Regions from separate parts of the Mus musculus genome. Here region 2 is linked to region 1. Evidence: chromatin contacts called from ENCODE POLR2A ChIA-PET data. All regions are on one chromosome and are shown on one strand. The core of a region is the stretch at or near the end of the contact, and the rest is flanking DNA. Distances in the headings are between cores, read along the strand shown.

Region 1 (4,840 bases), core at 825-3,324:
CTCCCTATTGGTTCATCTATTCGAATGTTTTCTCCCCAGTTCGTGTAACTGTTTGTGAAGGATTAGGTGTAGCCTTCTTGGAAGAAGTTTCAGTGGGGGTGGGCTTTGAAGTTTCAAAAGCCCACGCCCTTTCCAGTTAGCTACGCTACTCCTACTTTTGAATAAGGATATACACTCTCAGCTACTGCTCCAGTATCATGCCTGCCGTCACGTTCCCTGTCATGATGGTCATGGACTCATCCTCCAAAACTGTAAGCCCCCAATAAACTCTTTCTTCTACAAGTTGCTTTAGCTGTAGTTTTGTTATGGCAATAGAAAAGTAACTAAGACAAACGCCAATCCCCACTGTGACTGTATCTGGACTTAGGGTCTTTCAGGGAGCAATTAAGGTTAAGTAGGTGGCCCCTAATCCAACAGGAATGGTGTCCATATAAGAGAAAAAGACATCACTCTGGAGAACTATACAGTAAAAGGCATGTGAGAGCACGAGAAGCTGACTGGCTCCAAGGTAGGAAGAAAGAAGAAAGGCACCCCCAGCATCAGCTTCCTTAGAAATCACCCTGGCACCTTGATCTGGAACTATCGGTCTCCAGTCACAGAAAGTTTATGTTGTTCTAAGCAACTAGTGTGAGTTATTCTGTTGTAGCTGCTCAAGCTGCTTCCAAAAAAATGCAGCACAGACCTGACTTCTTCCATACATATGCCCTCAGAGCCCAGCACACACCTGACATAGCTCCAAGAAAGATGATCAAGAACCTGATAAAGCCAGGTCTTTAAGCCCAGCACCAGGGAGGCAGAAGCAGCTGGTCCTTAGAGTTCGAGGTCAGCCTGGTCTACAGAGTGAGTTCCAGGAGAGCCTGGACTACACAGAGAAGCCCTGTCTTAAAGAAGAATAATTTAAAAATAAAACTAAACTAAAAAGACAAGAGAAAGAAAGAAAAAGGAAGCAAACAGATCAGATAATGATCTATGTTCTAATGATCTACTTACGTTCCAGACCAGCCAAGGAGGCTGTAGTTCAAAAAGGAACAACAGAAGCAACATTTAAAAAAAAAAAAAAAAAACCAACTCTAACCTAAAGAAAAACATACTAAAAAACTCGCTGATGCATAGTGCCCTTGACAAGACAAGAAAGCCAAGCCTAACTGGAAGAGGGACTAAGGTTAGTGTAAAAAAAATTGGATACATTTCTGTGAGTTTCACAAAGAAAGGAGATACTGTGATTTGAGAGAACCTTAAAAATATGAACTATCACTTAGTATGGGGAAGAAGGTAGTTTCGAGAAGGGCGTGCTAAACGCGAAAGGCGCAGAGTTCTGGTAAGGAATCCTTAACAAAAAATGTTGAATATGAAAATGAGCAGTCTTAGTAGAGTGGTCTTCAGACCGGATGACGTAAAGTCAACAGCTAGAGACAGAAGCATTTAGCTTTAAGTACGTTAGGAAGAGTGCTAAAAAAATAGGAAAACCATCGTGGCCACCTGAGAACAGTCGGCAAAAAAGGGCTGGAAGACAGACAACAGAGTAACCTCAAAAATTACAAGTGACAGGCTGAGTTGAATTTCTAAGAAGCTATGAGAGCTGCTTTTACAGGGAGCAGGGCCAACCGGGTGGAAATATGCTGACTATCCCTGCAGCGATGACGGAAAAAGGCTCGTCTCACGCGTCCGACACTTTCGCCCAGAGGGCAACCCAGACACCACCGAGTCCCGGGCGGACCCCGGAGCGCGCGCACTTCCCGGGGAGGCCCAGAGCCGCAGGCAGGCCCCGCAGGCACTCACCCCACAGCCACGCGGCGCCAGCGCCGGGCGGGCTGCGCGATGAGGGCGTCCCAAGCGGCTGCCAGCCGGCTCTCCGGGGACAGAGGTCCCACGGGCACTGGCGCGGGTCCCAGCCTCAGGGAGCTCCAGAGCGAGCGCAGCGCCGTGCCCGGCAGCTCCGGCTCCAGCAGGAACACGCAGCCCACGGCCAGCGCCAGGAAGCCGGCGCACGCAGAGCCGCGCCACAGCGCCATGTGCACACACCGCCGCACCGGTGGCTACAGGATCCTTTCTCGGCTCGCGCCTCCTCCCAGCTGGGCGCGTGCTGACGTAGACGTGCGTAACGTCACACCCGCGCGCCACAGGCTCTTCCTCCCGATGGGCGGAGCTACGACGGAACTGCAGCCCCAGTTATGGGTGGAGCTATGGGTGGGCTGGAGGCGGGACGACGACAGGGCTGGCGTTGGGGGTTCGCTCTGTTTAAGTCTTGGCGCTGGCGCTGGGCGACGCTGTTGTGCGATTCTGTCCTTGGATGAACAAAGGCAGTAGTGTGGTTCCCAATCCGTACACGTCTTCCCGATATTCACTGATAGCCTGAGATAGAGTGTGTGTGTGTCCGGGGTGGGGGCGAGAGAATACTTTTACTTCCCTAGTAAGATAAGACATGCAGATAACGAAGAAGCAGCAAACCTCGCGATTAGAGTAGTCGGTCTCCCATTGACAACGAGCCACGCTGTTGTCTCTTAATCCGTCCCTCCGCCAGTGTTTGACCTCCATGGTTTTACTAGGCCGGTTCCTTTCTAAGTCTGGTGCAGTGGCGAGGCGGAGGGTGCACGACGATGGGAAGGGCTTCCCGCGAGAGGAATCTGCTCAGACCCTAGTGGTGCTGGGCACGGGGAGTCCACCTCTTGAGATTTTCAGCTAGTCAAAGGCTTCCGCTAAGACTGAAGCGATCTTGTTCAATCTAGAGATCAGATTTAACACTCAGACCCCTTAGATAACCCTTTCGGAGGTGGTGTTCCTTTGAACAACCCCAGAGTAAGCCGCAAAGGGATACAATCATGTGTACAGTATGGAAGGACTATAGACTCGAGTTTTTAAATCCTGGTTTAGTTGTTCCGGGTGATACTACAGAAATCCAGCCCTTCCTCCTTTGATGTGACGGTTCTATGTGAGAGGGTAGGTTAAGAGGCAGGAAAGCTAGGCTTGATGTCCAGTTCATTCTCAGCCTCATCTAGCCTGGCCTATTTCTATTTTGCTAGTTCTGCTAGCTCCTGACCAATTTTCTACTCTGTCTATAATTTTTGAACTTGTTAATAGAAATGTGTTTCCCTGGCTTTGATCTTGGACGTTATCTCCCACCCCCACCCCCAGTATCCAAAGTGTTTCTGTTATGGCTCTCAGCTGTTAACTGGCCAGAGACTGGTTACTAGCCCAGACTAGCCTCAAGTTCACTGCGTTGTCAAGGGTGACTTTGAACTTTTTTTAAAAAGATTTATTAATTTATTATATGTAAGTACACTGTAGCTGTCCCCAGACACTTTTTTCTTCTCGCTCAGACCCCCGGAGCAGTCAGCGTTCTTAACCGCTGAGCTATCTCTCCAGCCCCAACTTTGAACTTCTGATCCTCTTCCCTCTAGCTCCTGGAATTACAAATGTGTATCTCTGTGTCTGGTGCTCAGGGAGGAAGGGAAGGTCTTATACCTTCTAGACAGACACTTTACAGAGTGTCTGTAAACAGAAGCATTTTTTGCCTCTGTTTACTGAGAACCAGTACCAGGTGTCTGTGATTAATTGATTTGGGAGGTGGACTGGCAAAGTCACATGTGTTTGAAGGTTGGCTAAAGCCCATTAAATATAAATTCCCAAGATCAGTTTTGGGAGGAGCGGAGGCAGCTGAACTATAAGAACACACTCATCTGGGAAGATGAGGGGACGACTCCCCATCAGTGTGGAGATCCCTTGCAAAGCTGTTGCTGAGTCTTTCCAGGCTTGCAAAACCTTTTGTTGTTTAGTCTTAGAGGCTAACTAGCAAGAGCTGGAGCAAGTTAAATCTAAGTTTATTTCTCATGTAAAAGTACAGCTGTGGTGTGGGTGACTCTGTGGCCTGTGCTAGCAAGCTGGATCTCGTCGGGTAGTTTTGGGGGGATGATCTGGGCCTCTTCCTCATTGGGTCAGTCAATGTGAGTTTGTATTGGGGAAGATAAGGAGATGAGAGATGACTCCAATTCCAGCTGCAAATTAAGAAATCCAGAGCTCCCGGAGGGGAACGAGAGACAGCAGCAACACCTCACAGAGCCTGGTGAGACTTCTGACCCCATACACAGTCCCAGCAGTCTTGATGTCCTCTCCCAGTTTATCAGGGCGCAGGGAACTACAGTCCTTCTTGAACTGATTCCTTAATGAACAGCAGTCATTTCAGATTATCTGTTTGGCATCTGGAATGTTTTACTAGCCAGTTGCTTTTCTAGGGGACAATTATGCAGAGCAGTCCTGAGTAAGCAGACAAGGCTTCATTGCCTGAGTGAAACAAAAAAAGAAAGGAAGAAAGAGAGAGAGAGAGAGAGAGAGAGAACAAGGGAGTGAGCAGCAGGAGCCTCATGACTACCCCTCCCCCAACCCAAATTACTTCCAGACATGGCCTTTGCTATTGGTTTTCTCTCCTAGGACCTTAAAATGAGAGAGCGAAAAAGCAATTTCATTCCAGAGAATTCAGAGAGCAGCACAGGCCCCAGGTGTTCCACCCAAGACCCTGACCCAGAAGGCTATAAAAGCACATCTAGGATTTAAACAGGAAATAGCAGAGCCCATCAGAACACCAATCCACATCACCCCACTCCCACCCCCATGATCTGAAAGGTTTTGAGGGGCAAGTTTGCTTCTACTTTGGAGCAAAAGGCCCCTGTGTTGGCTGGGTTAACCTTTTCCACAGCTCAGGGTCTCTGAGGTCTCGTCCAAGCAGCTTTCTAGATACTGCCCTCTAATCAGGTGTTTGCTGATGCCAGGAGCCCTGCCAGCCAAGATAAGAACAGAACTTTAAAGGTCAAAAAAAAAAAAAAAAAAAAAAAAAAAAAAACCAAAA
Region 2 (4,655 bases), core at 1,949-4,448, 370 kb before region 1:
CTCCTGATTACTACATAGCCAAAGTAAGTCTGGCTCTTGGTTAAAAATTTCAAGACGCACGAAAGTTCCAGGGCAGGAAGAATGTTCTTCGTCATACAGTCATCTACTCCTATTATAGTCTCCATGAGTGCAGTTTACAGAGATGACTCGGTCCTTTACCAGAAGCAGTAAAAAAAAAAAAAAAAAAAAAAACTCACCAGTTAACTTGCCTGTGGGTATTTGAGATGATTGAGAAACTGAAAGACAAATGAGTCATTTTCCTCTACCTCAATCTCCAGCTTAGTTCTTGCCCAACTCGTGTCGACTTGCTGCAAAAAAGCTAAAGATGCTAAAAACCCAATGTGAGTTTAAGGCAAGAAACGCTTTTTCTACCTTTCTGTCCATAGCCGCTTCCTCATCCCTTCCACTCAATATTAAGCAATTAACAGCTTTAAGAAATAAAATAGCGTTTCCTGTGACCAACACGTTCATATAACACAGATGGCATACCCAGCCCCCATAAATCTGTTTGGAGTCAGCTATGAAATGTGCCAAGTCACTCACTGGCTGGACTAAACTCAAAGTCATTTGCCAGTTTGCCTCCAGAACACCGGGAATAAAGGGATCAAGGGCCATTATACCTGGTTGAGATACATTTCCACCAAAGCCCACTCCCAAAATAGGGTTTCTGTGTAGCTCTGGATGTCTTGGTACTTTGTAGAGTAGGCTGGCCTCAAACTCAGATCTGCATGCCTCTGCCTCCTGAGTGCTGGCAAACAGTTCTTAACAAATTTCCCTACAAATTAAATAATTTAAAATATAATGCTTAAAATGAAAATAGCTATGTACTAAATAAGTGATTAGTATTCATATAGTTTGGCTTAAGCAATAATTCAGAAATGCCTCGAGAGAAACTGCCAATCTGGATACTGGTTGTTCTATGAAAAGCTGCTGTGCCAATCATTCAAGAATGAAAATATGCCGTCTAGAAGCAGCCACTCCACATTTCCACTCTTATGGTCACCTTCATTTAGGTGATACCCGCCACCTCTGGAAACAGGGTATCACCCGCTCCATGTTCTCAAGCTCACAGGCCTTCCTCCCAAGTACTGGGATTAAAGCTGAACCACCACACTCAGTCTGAGTGAGACATGTTTAATTCAGGGAAAATGCACGCTATTTGACTCACTAAAAAAGAGGGAACCTTACAACACTTCAGAGAACAAGTGTGGTCCCCTCACTCACCCAAGGAAGAAAATTTTCTCAAAAGCCGCAAAGTTGAAAGGTTGAGTCATCTTGCCCAGACCCGGTGATGGTTTACACTACTTTCCCAAAGAACACCCTCACTGCCTTTCCTACAGCATAATCAGGCCATCAGAGGGCAAATTATTTGCTAACAATGCTTCCTTGAGTCTTGATCTGAGCCCCCCCACCCCACTGTTGGGGCAACAGTACCAAACTTCCTACAAGCCAGAAGGCATAAAAGGCTTACTTGAACAAAGAGGACCGGAAGGCTTCTATCTGGGTACCTGTTTCTTTGTTTCTACCCTCACAGCCAAAGACAAAGGCTGCACAGATTTCTCCCTTTAGATAGCTCTTTCTCAGGAGAGCTGCAATGTAACATTAATTACTTTGTAAACACTGACGGGATTCCAGAGAGAATTTGTTTCCATGGGCATACTGGGTATTCAGAGCCTACCTGCCTCCCCAAGCTTACCCCTAATGTGCATAAAAATAGTAAGGAGACAGAATCAAGTTGGTAGCCTTCAAGGTAACTACTTCATTCATTGACCAAAAGGATATAATGCATGCCCTTCTGGATATTTCACCCGAGGTTAGTCACTACATCGAGGATGGCCCGTACTTACAAGGAGACCAGTAATTTAGCAGCCTGGAGTGACACAGGACCAGAGGCCAAACCTAAGAATATTAATAGATCACACCGGATTCCAAAACCTAGCTGCCTCCATGCACGACTGGATTTTCACTATAAGGTTCACTTTTTCCAAACTACCAGTGTCCTGGATTTGGAAAAAGTGGTCGAGCTCTTATCTTACTATGACTGGGTATTTACTGGGTCTTTATAGCCTTCAGACTAGAAGATGCCCGGCTTTTTCAAAACCAGTATGCCGGCCACCTTGTGCATGCAGCCCCATCTTCCTCATAGCACTGACTTGACAAAATCTGCTTCCCTAATTAGACCGAGCTCTGTGGGCTATGTGTGTTCTGGTAGCGTCGGGCTCCAGTTTCTGTCGGGAACGGGTATGGGTTGATCGCCCACCCTCCCCCTCGCCAGCACGTGGGAGCAGCATGACCGATTAATCAGACGCATCGCAGTACGTGCCGCCCCTCCGCCGCAGGATGGAGCGCGAGAGCAATGAGGGCCCGTGCCCACCACCAAAAATCTGCGGGCACACAAAACAGGCAGCAATAGCGGCCAACCTTTCTTGCCAGGCCACCGGGAATACAAAAGTTACGTAACTTGTAGCTGCATTACCAAGGACCGCTAGTGACTGCATCCTACCTCCATGCACCGGACCACGAGGAGTCCGCGGACGTGACTAGAATGCGGGGGGAGGGGAAAAGCTGCGAGGGGGAGGGGCGAGGATATGGAGGTTGAAAGGATGCTGCGGCGCGGACGTGACCGGATCGGAGGGGGGAGGGGCGACGAAGAGCTGCGAACACTGGCGCGGGAAGAGAACGCTGACCTGAAAGGAGGATGAACGCGGAGGCTGAATGGGGGGTGGGGGTGGGGTGAGTAGGGGAATTATTTCAAGTAGAGATTAAGAGGAGGGCACCGAATTATGAGGGCACAGAGCTAAGAGGAAGGTCGTAAGTCGTAGTGGATGTAGGAGGACGAGCATCGGAGCAGGGCGAGAACAGGGTGGCGAGGATAGCAATAGTAAGATAAGAGGCTGGAACCAGATTGAGATGGAAGAGAGAGCAGAATGAGACCGTGGGAAAGGAGCTAGCCGGCCACCCTCAATTTGGAGGATTAAGACTTGGACTCAAGTGTGGCTCCTCCCCAACCCGGAGTGGGATGCTCGATGCCTGGCGCCTGAGTCCCGCGTGGGCAGGCAGGCCTGCGTTACACACCAGTGGGCATCGGCTCTGGGGACAGATGGCTTAGGTTCTCCCCGCTCACCTCGGGCGTACTTCGGTTCCTGCTGCGATACCTAGAGCGGACGTCAGTCAAGTGAAGACGAGTCGCTGCTGTGCGGGGCTGCGCCGACTGGGCCTCAAGGTTATCACAGCTGCGGGCCGCCGCAATCCCTCCGCAGCCCCGCCCCTCGCCCAATCCGGGCTGCGGCCGGCGGCGCCCCGCCTCTCAACGGGGCGCCCGCACCTCCTGAGAGAAGCTCAGGGTAGGCGGGACAAGCAGGTTGCCCTTTTGAGGAGGACTACCTTCCGTGGCGGAAGGACATCGTAGACCAAATTTGCTCAAGGGTTATCCTGTTGACCAATGGGGAAGTGGTGAGGGAGCAAGGCCCGCCCACCGGGCCAGCGCCGCCGCCGCCACCACCACCCCTAGGTTCCCGGGCGCCACCGCCACCTGTTGCTTTAGATCGGCTACAAAATGTTCCCTTTTTGGCCTTTTGCCCAGGTCTCCCCATCTGCCCTGGCCTACCAGGGCGGTGCCCAGATTTATAGGTCCACGGACATTCCTCCAGCCCCGCCCGGAGACTCTCCACCCTCCCGGCGCCCGCCCCAGTACACCCTCTGAGGCTGAGCGGAACGGGAAGCTGGGGTGATGGGAGCAAGAGAGTGGTGGAAGGTCTGGGCTGCCTCCTAGAGGGTTCCAGACTTAGAGGCTGGGTAGGAAGAACTTAAGTCTCTCTTTGGAACGTGAGCGCGACCTCCTAATAAGGAGGGCTAGATTGGACCCATGTTAATACTTTGAGTCTCGAATCCTGCACTTTTAAAATGCCTGGACCTGGACGCAGCAAACCAATCCAAGGTAATTAGTGCAGAACTGGACCTACGTGTAGCCATTATCTATGCAGGAGTCAACACTGGTTTTTGACTCAGGCGTGTATGTATTTAAATTTGTAGTATTGGAGGCATTAACAATTTTTTCCCTACAAAGTATTTTCTAATTTCCCAACTGTTAACACTAGTCTTCATTCCGCAGAGTTTTGAAAGCAGATACAATGTTGCCACATTCTAAATGGGAAGACTGTACCTTAGGTTTTGGATTTTTTTTGGTTTTGTTTTGTTCTTTTGTTTTTCTTGGTAAAAGATGGGTGTGACCATTTCAAGCAGACACTTCTTTGTAGTTGAATCACAGGCCTTCATCCCATTTTCGGTCAGTTTTGATTAGAGGGAAGGGTAACATAAATGCAATTTGTAGTGAAATAAAGTTTTTTAGTTTCTTCTATAAGTCCCCTTGGTCCCCTTAGTTTAGGGAAGTAAATGCTTGGTTATTATGGTGGAAAGAACATGAAGTTGGGGAGGGGGAGGTTATATCTGTGGAGGAAATCATTCCTTTCTGCAAGAGAAGGGGGTAGAAGAAATGACCTCTTTGTGCCTTGGACACACACACACAAAAGAACCATAGTGTTCAACAGGGTGACAGTTATCTATCTACTCATGTTGAGGTCCACTGTGCATACTGTGCGTCAAGCAGAGTAGCTCACACCTGTAATTCCAACGCTCAAGAGGCCAAAGTCAGTCTG

The links. ChIA-PET counts read pairs that join two places held with the same protein, here RNA polymerase II (POLR2A).
Region 2: POLR2A ChIA-PET joins it to region 1 with 34 read pairs in embryonic stem cell. The contact joins the promoter of Pkm here to the promoter of Adpgk in region 1. POLR2A ChIA-PET finds 5 or more read pairs at or near these places in 4 of 5 experiments (Patski and embryonic stem cell).

The regions. Positions count from the first base shown.
Region 1 is chr9:59,288,806-59,293,645 of GRCm38, reverse strand. It overlaps Adpgk (ADP-dependent glucokinase), which reads right to left and starts at 2,074. Exons shown (of 7, transcript NM_028121.2): 1 at 1,780-2,074. The coding sequence starts at 2,012.
Region 2 is chr9:59,655,119-59,659,773 of GRCm38, reverse strand. It overlaps Pkm (pyruvate kinase, muscle), which reads right to left and starts at 3,198. Exons shown (of 11, transcript NM_011099.4): 1 at 3,125-3,198. Gm51708 (a long non-coding RNA gene) reads left to right here and starts at 3,868. Exons shown (of 4, transcript XR_003948336.1): 1 at 3,868-3,937.